Linked DNA regions of Mus musculus: region 2 is linked to region 1. The links are chromatin loops, found by intact Hi-C in ENCODE. Cell type or tissue: left cerebral cortex. All regions are shown on one strand. Links, peaks and the distances in the headings refer to the core of each region. The heading gives the core; the rest is flanking DNA.

The links. Peaks named below come from ENCODE experiments on the same cell type or tissue, not always from the same donor. Only the 100,000 strongest peaks of a DNase experiment are listed, where the experiment ranks them.
Region 2: a loop joins it to region 1, with 2.4 times the contacts of the local background. A loop is called at or near these places in 1 of 42 quality-filtered maps.

The regions. Positions count from the first base shown.
Region 1 is chr15:73,701,766-73,709,262 of GRCm38, forward strand. Gpr20 (G protein-coupled receptor 20) reads right to left here and starts at 5,740. Exons shown (of 2, transcript NM_173365.2): 1 at 5,556-5,740. In left cerebral cortex, for the core only: no CTCF peak of the experiment used is centred there; no DNase peak of the experiment used is centred there.
Region 2 is chr15:74,228,650-74,236,146 of GRCm38, forward strand. It overlaps Gm19859 (a long non-coding RNA gene), which reads right to left. Exons shown (of 6, transcript XR_001781685.2): 6 at 5,939-6,256. Among named protein-coding and RNA genes, the nearest start is that of Gm32918, 28 kb to the left of the region's middle. In left cerebral cortex, for the core only: no CTCF peak of the experiment used is centred there; a DNase peak (open chromatin) is centred at 3,891.

The DNA.
Region 1 (7,497 bases), core at 1,085-6,084:
CTCCAGGAAAGAGAAGGTTTCTATTGGGACCACTATGCCTCTTTTTTTTTTTTTTTTTTTTTTTTTTGAGACAGGGTTTCTCTGTATAGCCCTGGCTGTTCTGGAACTCACTTTGTAGACCAGGCTGGCCTCGAACTCAGAAATCCGCCTGCCTCTGCCTCCTGAGTGCTGGGATTAAAATTTTTTTTTAAAGATTGATTTATTCCTTTACATAAGTACACTGTAACTGTCTTCAGACACACTAGAAGTTGGTGTCAAGATCTCATTATGGGTGGTTGTGAGCCACCATGTGCTTGCTGGGATTTGAATTCAGGACTCTTTGGAAGAGCAGTCAGTGCTCTTACTCTCTGAGCCATCTCACCAGCCACACTATGCCTCTTTACCACCCTCCCTGCCTCCACTGCTTTGGGGCAGAAAAGTCTGCCTTTGAGCCTCTGCAAACAGTGAGCATGCGGGGTAGAGGCTTGCTTGGCCCTGCTAACTTTTCTTCTTTCTTCTTCTTCTTCTTCTTCTTCTTCTTCTTCTTCTTCTTCTTCTTCTTCTTCTTCTTCTTCTTCTTCTTCTTCTTCTCCTTCTCCTTCTCCTTCTCCTTCTCCTTCTCCTTCTCCTTCTCCTTCTCCTTCTCCTTCTCCTTCTCCTTCTCCTTCTCCTTCTCCTTCTCCTTCTTTTCGAGACTGGGTTTCTCTGTGTAGCCCTGGCTGTCCTGGAATTTACTCTGTAGACCAGGCTGTCCTCAAACTCAGAAATCCACCTGCCTCTGCCTCCCAAGTGCTGGAATTAAAGGTGTGCAACACCACTGCCCGGCCTTTTTTTTTTCTCAAGATTTATTTATTTATTATTATATGTAAGTACACTGTAGCTGTCTTCAGACATCCCAGAAGAGGGCATCAGATCTCATTATGGATGGTTGTGAGCCATCATGTGGTTGCTGGGATTTGAACTTGGGACCTATGGAAGAGCAGTCAATGCTCTTAACCACTGAGCCACCTCTCCAGCCCCCCTGCTAACTTCTTTTCTTCCCTCCAGGAGATCAGAGCCAGAACCTGTGTGTTATAGGCCATTTGAGGCTTTGCTGAGGGCAGGCTGTAGTGGTCTAGGTCCCCCCCAGATCACACACAAACAGCCTTCAGGGGGAGGGGTTGTGCAGTCCCTCTCCCCTGGGGCCTGAGGCTGGGTCTTGACCAGGGTTGGAGTGACCCTCTGCTGCCAAGGCTTTTGCCTGCTAGAAAGAAACTCTCCTCTTGCAGGTATGATCCCTGCCCAGCTTCTGGGTGTCCCTTCAACTTGGCCTTCTACTCCTCATTCAATGATTTTGCTACTTCTATGATGCTGTATATTGTACCTTCCCACCAGTCAGAGCACTTTAGGGATGGTGGGCTATCAGAGCCCAGCACAGAATAGCCGTCCTGCCAAAGTCGGCAGAGCAAGGCAGGCTTCTTGCCCTAATACTCACTGTCTAACCACTGCTCACCTTCCCAGAGCCCTCCGGGTTCCACTAAGAGTGGAGCTGGGGGCCTGTTACTGGTTTTTACCTCCAGCTGTGCCCTCCCTATCCAGTAGTTGAGCGAAGCTGAAACCTCTTCCAGGAAGCCCTTCGACGTCACCCAGACTGCTGGGTTTGTCCCTACCCCAGCACATCATCACACTCCATGGAATTGTCTGCTTCGAGCTTGCTCTGCCGCCACCTGGACCCTGGGGATTCACTCCACCTTGTTGAGTCAAGACTTTGGGGATCTACATAAATGAAGAGAGTGCTGCAGAGAGGCCTGGGGGTGTTGTGTGGCTCAGTGGGAAATGCCCACATCGCCCACAAAAAGAGCTTTAAGTTACAGTGAGCAAGCTGAAGGATCCCGAGTGGGCCATGTCAGCCAGCCCAGGATTTCTCAAGAGATTTCAGGAAGCTCTCAGGGACAGATCTAACTTCTTAAGTCACCCTCCCTTTTAAGTCAAGTTGATATACCATGCTCTGAACTCTAATGGGAGTGGCAACTTCTGTCGCTCACAGCTGTGAGAGTGGACCTGTGGCATGCTCTAGTGTAGGATTCCCTATTGGTCACCAGGGGCCACGGCTACTTCTCTCCTTAACCTTTGAGTGGGGAGTGGCTTGTCTTGGCTTTTCCTTAGGCTCTGCCCAAACCCATCCTGACGTCAGCATGTGGCTTCTTGGCTGTCTAGTGGCCCCACTGTCTCTTCTGCAGATTGGCTGCCCAGCCTGGCTCCACATGGGACCAGGAAGCTAAAGGGTGGCTCCGGATCCTGCTCCACCTGATTTCCTGCGCCAGGCTTGGGAGGGGCAGGCGCTAGGGATCGTCTGGGCGGGAGTATGAGTATTTCACAGCTCCAAGGCGGCGGGGCGGGGCGGCAGCTTTTACAGGAGAGGCAAGCCATCTGCCCAGGGTCATGACCCTGGGGATCCAATATGCGTTGGGCGGGACCAAGAGCCATGTAGGGAGCAGGGGGGCTAGTTGTAGCAACTGAGAGGTTCTTGGGGACTCTGAAGTCACAGGTGTATGTACGAGTTTGCCTGGGCTTAGAGTGTAACCGTAATAAAGATCTACCTAGTGCTTCTAAGGCCAAGAGAGCCATGGCTAGGGAAGCACCTGCTTGCTTATTTTTATTACTAATCATGGTTTTTGAGACAGTCACATTCTGGTCCAGGCCGAACTGGAACCTACTATGTAAACATAGGCTATCTTTGAACTCACAGCAATCCTCCCGTCTTAGCTACCCAAGGGCTGATTACGTGTGTGAACTACTGTGCTGGACTCCGTAGCTTCCTCTTTAGATCCAGGAGCAACTGTGTTCTGTTGGCTTCAACTGCCCCGTGGTTTCTCTTCGTTTAGTCTGGCATAAAGATCCAACTTTCTCCGAGTCACCTGGCAGCTCTCTGAAGCACAGTTAGGACCTTAAGACCCCACAACCCAGCTTTCCTGGGAGCGGACCACGCACTGTTGTGAACAGGACCTGGGCTGTATCTTGCTGACTTCCCCCAAAGTCACCATCTGAGAAACTTTACCTGAGACCTTGGGAATGGGACTAACAGGAATGGCACGTTTCTGGAGGATCACACTTGGTCACACTTGGGGCTTCTAATGTCCTCAGGTCTCCCTGACATGTTGGTTCCTTGCTCACCTCTAGCCTAGACAACTATAGCTTCCCTGGTCCTTGACACTCTGTTTGCCAATTCAACCTTTTGAAGGGCTGCTGGGATGTGCAGAGTTGGGGGGGTGGGGGTGGGGGAAATGCTTAGTTCTTCTGAGTGCCTGGTGCGTATGCTCTCTGCATCCGCTGTTCTCCATCTGGGGCATGCTGTTCTTTGTGCCTGGGTTACCTGGTAGAGTCTGCACACTCTGTTCCCTGTGCTTAAGTCTCCTGTCATAAGTGCTTAGTACTCACAGTCAGTATCCCACACAATACTCCCTGAACCCCCTTAAGTTCCCGGTACCTTGGATACCTTCCCTGAGGAAAAAGCTATAATCCCATGATTCTTTGGTCCCTATGAGAATACCTCCAAAGATCTCACTAACCCCTCTCCCTCCCAAGGGAACCCCAAGTAGGTTCTGCTGACCCCATTTTGGTTACGAGGCCAATGGGGCCTAGAGAGGCTCACTCTGATGCTTTGTGTCACACAATAGGGACAGAAGTAATAGGTTTGATTTCTGTGCTGTCTAATTCCCAGCTATTAGCTCTGTGGAAGCTGAATGCACATCAGGCCAGGCCTGTTGCCCACCCTATGCAGAGGAGGACTGACTCAGCCACCTATAGTCTGCCCCCCGCCCCCCAGAATGCACATAGAGCAGGGGGTTCTGCAGGCATTAGATCCGACTCAAACCCCAGCACTGGGGTCTTAAGGGATTTAGGCTGAGTTGGTCCCTCCTCATACAGCTCACATCTGGAGTGGAAGCAGGGCCAGGAGACCCATCTAAGAGAGTAGTGGAGGGGAAGGCTGGACAGACACATTCAAAGCCCCAGGGTAGTCACTGTGTGGTCCAATATGCAGTGGAGAGCTGGGGCAACCTAGGTACACTGTTGCCTTGGTTTTGACTAGACCTATGGAAGGAATCTTACTCAGACATCTTTGGACCTGCTTCACCTCCTTCGAGGGCGTGGCTGGGACAATCACCTTCCCTAGTTTGTGTTCCGTTCTGTGTGGCAGTGTCTTGTTCATTTGCCTCCCTGTTTTTATTTGCGTGGTATCTGGCTGGACTGGAGCTAGTGAGAGTGCAATATCCGAATTTGGGAGGTAGAAGCAGGGGGATTACTGTGAGTTTGAGGTCTGAGTAACACAGTGAGCCTGGGCTACAGGAGATCCTGTCTCAAGAACTATAACCAACCAATCAACCAACCAACCAACCAACCAACCAACCAACCAAACCAAGGAACACAAAACAACCCCTACCCCCCAAACCCACTGGAAATGGGTCTGATGCACACACTCTCTAAAGCCAGCCCTTGAAAGCTGACTCAGGAAGAACACTGCAACCTAAGCTATGAAGACATCAAGCTAATAGAGTTTCAGGGCAGCCTGGGATGTAGATTGAGGCCTTACCACAAAACAAGCAACAAACAGGAAAGACCCCATAGCCAACCCCATCTCACACTATCTTGTACAGGTTTGAAGAAATCCCCTGAAGAATCCCAGGAGGAAGCACAGCTCCCTTTGTTCCCACCGTGCTTGCAGAAAGACCTACTCAGCAGACACACAGCCAGGCAACCCCCTGGCAGCCTGTTGCTCTGGGGCAGCACACAGAGGCAGGCAAAGGCAGGTAACCTCTGCGGGCTATGCTTTCCCTCCACCAGCCTCTGTCTCCGTCCTGCCTGAGGCTACCCAGCTGCTCCACAGCCTGCCCCCGCCAGCCACTCTGGCCACCAGCCAGTTCCCAGCCAGCCAGCCCCCTCGGGACCCTGCTCTACAGCCTTCTCACAGGGCAGCTACACCAGGGAAGCTCAGTCCGGAAGCATCAGCTTGGGGGTCCTGTTGCGGGCTGAGCAGAAAATCCAGCAATGGGCCTCAGTTTCCCCACTCCCAAAGAGGTAGAGGAAGGACCTGGACTAGGGCAGAGACCTTGAGCCAGGGGTGGGCAGATGTGGTTCCTTGTAGAGAAAGTGGATGCTTTTCCAAGCCTTGTCCCCTCCTGGTGCTAGTGGTTAGGGACCCAGAGCTCATCAAATGCTGTTTGCCTGGTCTGTGGGACCATCCCAAGTGCCTTCCTGGACAGGAGAGGAAACTGAGCCCTTGGCTTTGGACTCAGCAGCGGATGCGCAAGTGTGTGATCGGTTTCATGAATGAAATCCAGAGTGGGCAAGGTGGGTGAGGGTCACTGGGAGAATAGAGAGCAACCCCACGGGGCAGGGAGGGTGCCACTTCTGCCCCTCTCCCCTCCAAACTCTTTACATCTCTGCGACTGTCTCTGTGGCAGAGGGCTGTGAACTGGGCTTGCTTCTTGGTCCTGTTTCTCACCCCCTCTCTTCTTCCTAAGTCACCCAACTGGGCAATACGAATAGCCCGCTCTGTGCACAGGGGTGCAGGAGGCAGCAGTGCCTGGGGAACTCACCCGCTCTTGCCGCACCTTCCTCTGGGATGAGCCTGTCCCCTGAAGCTCTAGGTCTGTGGACCCACAGACAGTGCCTTCCCAGGGCCTGACGTCAGGCCAGCCAGCTGCTTTTGGACACAGGCAGAGGGGTGGGAGGGGTGGGGGCGGAGCGGTCTCCCTCCCAACCCCTGCTGGCCTGGCTGCCTAGAGGAAGGGGGGCGGGGTTGGGGTGGAGGGAGCCTGGGGGCGGGAGAGGGGTGGTGGTGGGGTCGGAGATACCACACCTTCCCTAGACAGAGGGGTGAGCCACAGCTGTTCGGACCAGGAAGAGTGGAGGGGGGCAGGGTTGGCTTCTGGCCCAAGGCTATGGGTTGTCTTAGAACAGCTCGGCCAGTTTCTGAGAAGAAAGATCTGCTGGGTGGGTCCCGTCCAGTCGCAGCAGCCAGGGGCTTAGGACATCCAGGCAGGTGTAACCACAGACAGCTGGCAGAGGATGGTCTCTGGTCAGCAAGGGCTGAATGTCTCTGGGGCTGAGGCTGTGCAGGGCTGTTTGCTCTGCCAGGAGTTCCCTCTAGCCCTCTGCTCTTCATGTCTGTCATCCACTTCAGTCATACCACAGTGCTTTCTCGAGCATCCACTCAACAGCCATTCTGACATCGATGACCAGGGAGGGCTGTGTGCAGGAGACCCCCCGGGCCCTCAGAGCTCACACTGGGTGTGAGAAACAGTAGAGGAAGAAGTGGGTGCCTAGTGACAGATCCAGCCAGCCCAGATGAGAAGTGAGGGCAGGGTTCCGGAGTGGATAGAGGGAGGTGCCACAGGACGGGGCTGCCTGGATGGGTAGAGGAAGGGGAAGCCATCTTGGTAGGGTCAGCTGCGTAGTCTGCAGAGCTATGAAGCTGGGAGGGAGTGGTCACTTGCACACAGAGTCTTAGCAGCCCTTAGAGGCTCCAGTGGTGGCTTTGATCCTAAGGGAACAGAAGGTTCTAGAAGAGGGGTGTAATCTCCCAGCCTTGGTCTCCACCCATCATAATATTCATAGAATCTTGTTGTATCTTTCCCACTGGGGCAAACTGAACCCTAGGCAGGAGCCCATGGCTTGCCAGACCACCTCCCCTAGGTCAGCAGCGACTTCTGGTCCTGGAGGGAAGGTTTTAGGCTTCTGTTAGGCTGCGGGGCTGAGGGCTAGGTAGGGCTTCAAAGTCACTGGCAGGCAAGTAAAGGGCTGGAGCTTGGAGGAGCTCACGTTTCACACGCTGCCCAGAGGTGGGTCCAGAAAGCCATGGTCCTTGCCTAGGGATCAGTGCCCACCCGTTCCTTCTACACTCAGCCAGTAGCTGAGACTTTCAATGCCTGGGATACGCGGTGCCTATAGCCTGGATGCATAGTTCCTATCCCTGCCCTGACTCCACGTTGGAACAACACAGGAAGGGCTGTGCTGGCTTTTACTCCTTCATGCCCTTCCACCTCCAGGAAGCACCTGGGTGGGTCCTGTCCTATCACTTGGCAGGGTATACAGACCTGAGGAGAAGGGTGGCGCTGAGGCTCAGGGGCCAGGGCAGTCCTGAGGCATAAGTCTACAGCCTCAGTGGGGCTCTTGGCTGCTGCTGTGCTTGCTGGACTATGTCCGAGGGGTGACAAGGTGCACAGGTCATAAGTGACAGGCCAGGTGCATGGGTGGGTGCAAGGGGAGGCTGGAGAACGGAGATGGCTGATGTGTGATGGAACCCTAGGGCATTGCTGGGTATCGTGGTGCAACACGACCTTTGCAAGAAGAGGAGAAGAGTGGCGTGCATGTGGTGTGTGTGCGTATGCATCATTTGTGTGTGGTGCATGTGAAGTTGAGAGGGTCTGTTCAACTGCCAGGTCGTGCCTTGCCATCTAGAAACATAGTCTGGGGGTTCATCATTCAGTAAGAAGTGCAGAATGCAGCTAGGTGGTGGCGGCACACCCCATTAATCCC
Region 2 (7,497 bases), core at 1,186-6,185, 530 kb after region 1:
TGAACCTGCAGCATATGAATGTACAGAGACTCTGTCTCATGTTAACTATTATGAATAAGAACTGGAATTGGAAATATTCTCCCACCATTTAGGGGACTTGCAAACAGGTAGAGAATGGAGAATAGGATTCTGGGAACCCAGGACTGGAGGGGAGACAGACCAGGTCTGCCACCTACAGACACAGGACCTCAAAGGGCAGGACTTGCATCCCATTTAATAGAGATAAGGTTAGAAGCAGCCATCTAGCCATGGAAGCTGAAAGTGGGTGAGGCTGGACTGCTTCCTCTAGGGTAACTCTGGAGAGCAGAAAAGGGTCTGTGGGGTGTGGTCAGGGCTGCTTTCTATCTGTGACCTGCCTGAAAGCCAGGGAAGGTACTGTGGGAGTCTGACTGGGTTGATCAGATGATCAGAGATCTCTGTCACATTTTACTGATGACTCTCAGCCACGGGATCCTGACCACCACTGCCACCCATACACAGCACAGTGGCTTGATCGCTGACAAATGCAGAATGAGTTGCACAGAGATACTAGCTTATGAACAGCACCACTTGGGCCTCACAATTTCGGGGACAGGCATGAGATTGTCCCTGCTGCTTGAGGAGGAAGCCACTGGTCAAAGAGGCCAGGTTACTCCTAACTGGTCAACTTTGGAGGTTCTTGTCATTACACCACCATTTCTGGACCTTAGACTCACATGCACATGTGCACCCAAAGAATCATAGGGGAGCCACCCCAAGCTTCCTGTAAGAGTCCATGAAGAGTGTCTTAGCTCCCAGCAATTTTTGGACAAGCTTGAGAAACCAAGAGTATCCAAAAGGCCACCTCTGCACTGCTCCTAGGTCAGCAATCTTGGGCTTCCTGGTTCTCAGCTAATCCCCAATTCTTCTCTCTTCCTCATTGCTCTTGACTCCCAATCTCTCCAGAAGCTCTGCAGGCTGGGTCTTAAAACAGAAAATATCATCTTGGCCATTTGAATGGTTGCCGCAATCAACACGGAAGTCCAGACATCTCTCTGAGGTCTGATTACATAAACTCTCGGGAGTGAAATTGCTAGCTAAGTGTCCATCAGCAGATGAATGGACAAAGAAAATGTTATGTGTGTGCACAATGGATGGCTGTTCTGCCATCTTAAAAAAAATGAAATCCTGTCCTATTCGAGTAGACAGATGCAGCTGAAGGGCATTGTGTACAATGAAATAAGCCAGACACGGAGGAACTAACCCTGCACGATCCTCTTCACGTGTGGACACTGGACAAGCTCATCTCCTACAAGTTAAGGGCAGAATAGCGAACAAATGCTAGGTAGGAGCCTGGAGGTTAATAGGGAAGGGTGGTCAGTGGGCACAGAGTTAGGCAGCAAGGTGTACCGTGTTCTGCCATGTGGCACATGCCAAGTGACAGCCATGGCTAGCATTAAGGTAAGTCCCAAAATAGCCAGAAGAGCAGATGTTGCCATCTCCCTACAAAGAAATGACAGGCTTTAGAGATGATGGACGTGTTAATTATCCTGATCTGATCATTGTACAATGTACACACACACATCAAAACATCACATCACCTCTCTTAAATTGTACAATTATTATGTGTTAATTAAAAATAGAATAAATCTCTGGAAGAAGGAAAACACACACAGGACGTGGGGGGTGGGGTGAGGATAACGTGGGGGGGGGTGAGGATGAAGGGTTTCTCAACACCTGCATCTCACCTGGATTCAATAGAAGTGGTGTCTGCCCTGGTTCCTGGCCCCCACCCCACAGACTAGCCAGGGGGGATGGTACTTACTGGTCACCTGGAGCCTCCAGCCATAGACCCGTTCTGTCCCAGACATGCAATCCTGGGCAGGGTTCTGGTGTGGAGCATCAGATTATGTAGGATTGAAGCTCCAAGAGGAATATGGAGTGAGTGGACATGACTGGCTCAAAGCACGGAGGCTGTCCCAGCTCAGCCTGCAGGTTCCAGCACTGCCTGCAGATCTCAGCACTGTCTGTCTGACCCAGCTCAACCTGCAGGTCCCAGCTCAGCCTGTAGGTCCCAGCTCACCCTGAAGGTCTCAGAACAGCCTGCCTGTCCCAGCTCAGCCTGAAGGTCCCAGAACAGCCTGCCTATTCCAACTCAGCCTGCAGGTCCCAGATCAGCCTGAAGGTCCCAGTCCAGCTTGACTGTCTCAGCTCAGCCTGCAGGTCCAGTTCAGCCTGCCTGTCCCAATTCAACCTGACCATCCCAGGAGAACCTGCAGGTCCCAGCATAGCCTGAAGGACCCAGCATAGTCTACAGGTCCTGGTCTCTGAGTTAAGAGGCAGCAGGCAAATGGCATCAGGGACCAGGATATCAGGAGCTGAGTGGGCTGGAACAAAGTCTCCAGGTGTTGTTACTGAGGACGGCTGCAGGGGCAGGTCTACCAGAGAGAGTCTCCTGATCCTGAGACTGGGGAGGACTAAGGGAGGGGAGGCAGAGATTTTGAGGGTCAGAGCAGCCAGAAACCTCATGAACACTTATGATTTTTTTTTTCTGCCTCCTGACGAGTCACCAGGAAGCCTGCATGAGACCAGAGGAGGGCTACTCTAGATTTAACCCACACATAGTGGAGACTTCAGGGGACCAAAGGTGCCCAAGTATTACTCGTGTTCCAATGCAGGAGGCAGACAGCAAATCAAGCCCAAGAAGTGTGGAACCAGGGATGAATAGAGCCCCAAACCACATTAGATGGCCTCATAGCTTCAGGCCTACTCAGATTCCTGGGCATCTCATTCTTTTTCTTGGTGGCCATACTTTGTGCCTAGGGTGAAGCTCACTAGGTTCCCCCCTACATAGGAAGTAATCTCACCTCAGTGCAGAAGCCCTGGGTGGGAGACATTGCTAACACAGGTCCTTGATGAACGTCAGGGAAGTGATGTACTCATGGCGAGTGGCAGAGCCATGGTACCCTCATCCCTCCTGCCAAACACCTAATGATATGTGTCCTACCTAGGAACCAGGACAGAGCTTCAGAAAACAAGGAGCCCAACCTTGTGAGGCTTCAGCAGGGAAGCCAATAACCAGGCAAGGAGCATGCCATGGAGACCAATCTGAGAAGTTTCTAAACTGCCATCTATGCTACTCCCATCAAAAGAGGGTGTCTTTCATCTCAGCTTCTTCCTGGAGCTCAAAGCATCAAACACACACACACACACACACACACACACACACACACACACCAGGTGCACAAATGCACATGTATGGATACATGCACACACATGCCACTGAGAGTAGAACATTGGAGATTTTGTGGAAAGGAATAGAAACCCTGCTTCCAGGACTGAGATGGCCCTATACAGTCTGTCCACTCTGGGGTCTATTCAGAATCTTTCGAGTGTCATGTGAGACACAGCAAATCAAAACGAGTAAAACATACAAAACACTGGCTGGGGGGGGGGTGTTAGTATAAGGCAACTAAAAACAGTGCTTCAGAGAGATGGAAAGGGAGATGAGCCCTAAAATCCCATGTTTCCATCCTAACGTTGCTGTCCTGACATAGTTCTCAGGTGCTGGCAGAAGGGGCTTTCAAAACAGATCTGTGAACTCTGAAGTGAAGACATGGATCTGAGGGTCTAGGAAACTAAGGGTTACTCGCAGGCTAGAAGAGCAGACATGAGAGAGCCACAGAGAACTCGAGGCCTGAGGCCTGCAATGGTGTCTTTGGTCTTCAACGTATTACTGAAGGCATGTAAGAGTGCCACACATAACCAGGACAATACCCAAGTAGCTCAGTCGGAGCAGTAAGCAGCACCCACCCAGGACCAGGAGCAGGGCTGCCCCACTACCTTGCCATCCCAGCCTCCCATTCACAGGGTACAATCCACTGCCTGGGCTTGCCTCACTCAGCCCAACATCTGAACATTGGTGTAGTCACACCTGTCAACTCTCCAAAGCAGGACTTAAAATAGGAAGGCTCTTTCCAAAACAAACTGTAAGAAGATTGCCCGGAATGCAAAAATATCCACCACGCACCCAGATAAAATGCACAATGTCTAGAATCCAATAAAAAAATGACCAGGCATGAAAAGGACCAAGGAGATGTGAGCCAAAGTAGACTAGAGACTGACAGGGCTGATGGGATTAAGCAGGCTTTAAACTGCTCCTTAAAGCTGCATTTCATACGGCCGAAGTTACAGAAACAAAAACGTCCTGAAAAGAGGCGTGGGAAATAAGAAAGAAAACCCTAATAAAACTTCTAGACCTAGAAACTCGCAAGTCTAAGATGAAAATCGCAGTGGCTGGGACTGCATGGCAGATTTGACACCGCAGAAGATTGGAGGGCCCAGCGGCACGGTGCGGGATACTTCACAAAGGCCTTCTGCAAAGAGAAAAAAAAATACTTGGCTTTAAATTTTAGTGGAATATTATTGAAAGAAAATGAAAAGCTGCCTAATACATATATTTGAACAGAGAGAACATTCCAACTTTTCCAAATATAAATGTAGTTCTTCAGATAGAAAAGCTTAAAAACACACATAAACACACACACACACACACACACACACACACATACACACACACATACACACACATACACACACATACACACACACATACACACACATACACACACACATACACACATACACACACACACACACACACACACACACACACACACTCAAGCAGGACACACATAATCACATCACTCAATACCAGTGACAAAGACAAAAGGATTTTTTTAAAGGATATATTTTACATGGAGAAATAAAGGCAACGTTGATTGCTGAATTCTCATGAGAAACAATGTAGCAAAGACAATCAGAAAGCCACACCCTAAAATTTTCATGAAGTCATTGTTTTTAATAGCTGAGTACTACTCCATTGTGTAAATGTACCACATTTTCTGTATCCATTTCTCTGTTTAAGGACATCTGGATTCTTTCCAGCTTCTGGCTATTATAAATAAAGGAACTAGAAAATATCATCCTGAGTGAGGTAACCCAATCACAAAAGAACACACATGGTATACACTCACTGTCTTTAAAGACCCTGTCAGCCTCTAAGCACAGGGGTTAGGATCTCAATTATATTTCAAAGGACGTAATCCAGATCACCTGGATTAGAGGTGATGGGTACAGAATGCAAGCTCAGGGATATCTCAGTCCATCTTAGGTTTGGGTGGCCCAGGAGGGAAAACTTTCTAGTCACACATGGAAGGACCTGGAACATCTGTGTGGTGTCAAGGGACATCCACTGACAGTTGAGCTGCCTCTAAGACCTTGGCCCTGGTTCCCAACTATAGACTGTAAGATAAACAAGTTAACAGATGAGGCTAAGAGACCCTGGGACTGTCGGAGGAGGAAGGGTCCCGGTGTCGCAGCCCACTGCAGTCCGCTCGGCTTTGAAGAAGGTCGGCCGTGTTTACTGGCTCGGCTGTTCCCCAGAGCTGTTCTTTTGTGAGAAGACTGGGTATTAAATGCCACTTGGGGTTTATTTACTCAGCTCTGACAACCAGGAAATCAATGTTGCAACTGAACTTCTGGCAGCGTCTTTTATTAATGCTTTTAATGTCTGACTTTTAACCACTGGGGACTCTCTGTTGAGGGCATGCTTTGTCTGCCCTTGTGAGTGCAAGCTGATGCTCGCATGGGCTGAGTGCATCTCGGCCACAGCGTGCACAGCCTGAATGCCCGTATGAGGTGGTGTGTTCACATGCGCATGGAACATGTTCTCGTGTGTGTGTGTGTGTGTGTGTGTGTCTTTCTGTGTGGCTGTGCAGTATGTGTGCTTATATTTACTCATTACAGGGGACCATACTTGTGTGCATGCATTTGGGTGGATATCCATGTGTGCTCTTTTGTGTCTGTACTGAGGTAGAGGTGTGTGTGTGTGTGTACACGTATGTGTGTATGTGTGTTTTCCAGGGAACATATACCCAGCTTGTACATTGCATGAGGACCTATCAATGTGAAGGCAGACTCAGAGCCATAACTCTGTTTTAATCTGGGGAGAGTAAGAGGGGGAAAGGGAGTGTGAGAGAGACAGAGACAGAGAGAAACAGGGATTTCCATCTCTTAGCTCCAAATGTGAGCCTCATTTAGGTGCAAAATGAACATTGCAGGAAGACCTCAAAATCCATCAGCTCTTCCTCGTAGGCCTGTGGATTTGAAGCAAACCCTGCTGGTGAGTGACATTTCTCATCCTGACTTCCCTCCTTGGGCTTCTCTCCCTGAGTGCTGTTTATCAATAGGATCTGGAAGGAAGAACCTTTCAGGGAAGCCTCAGCAGCCACATTTCCTGCAGAAAATAAAAACCATCAATGGGAGGCTTGGCAGGACAGCCAGGGTTTGGGTATGATGGCAGGCCCACTGAGTCTCACCAACATCCCGGCCTCTCTGACCTGTCCACAGGACCACAGGGCAGTTCACCATCATCCACAGAGCCCAGTGATGTCATCCAGCCATCACGGCCAGATGCTTGGGGGCAAGGCTTAGACCAGTCCTCCCTCGCTTCTTCCTGGGAATGGGCAGCATGCAGTCAGCACCCACTGATGACTGACAGGACTCTTGCTCCTGCCCGCCATGTGCTACTTGGCTCAAGATCTAAGAAGTGCTCCTGGACCAGCCAGGGTTCTTCCTATCTTCCCTACTACCATGATCTCATTTAACCTCCGTGACTGCCTAATGATCCATCTCCAAAACCAGTCACAGGCTTGGGGATTCACCATGGGACCATGAGGAGCACTATTCAGTCCAAGATAACTTCTAAATATAGTATCCACCCTCACAGAAGCCAAGGCAGTGGCTCTAAGCAGCAGGTGACACGGGTGACCTTGGGACCCAAGGAACAGGTGTTACTTGGCTTTCTTTCTATAAGTCATTATTTCTATGGTGTCTAGAGTCACCAGACTAGGGCCATGGAGCACTACCAAGACCCTCTGCTCCTTCTGGGTAGTAGTGATATCACCAGACCTGCTCGGTACTTCTTGGTCCCTGGAGCTTCAGGGATGCTGTCTCTTGCTCTGTTTTTATTTTCACATAGCCTGGAAGCTTCTTAAGTCTGTGGCACATATGGAAGGCCAACAGGTGGTGGTGGCCACCCCTTGATCCTGCCGTCCCTCTGTTCCTTGGGAGTCTTTGTCAGAAGTTGAACAATTTTCTAGAGCTCCTGAACTAGATGTTGGTGTCAGTTTTGTGGAAAGGTTTCCCAGAGGTTGGTTCACCAGGGAGATGCCTTCCCTGAGCTGCTTTGACAAATAGATGCCAGTTGACCACCATGTCACTTGAACGCTAAAGCTTTCCCAGTACATACAACCCACTTCTCTCTAGGAACCCCCAGCCCTCTGTAGCCAGTAGGCCCTGTATACAACTTTTGACCCGGCAGCCCTATGAAACATACATGTACTTTACCTGCTGGTATCTACTAAGAAAGGTGTCTCAGCCAGAGAGATCTGGTTACAGGGGTCAGGACTGCTTATCCATTGAGGCACATAGTAGGTCAGTCCCATCAGGAACATAGCAAGCTTTCAATGAATTTGC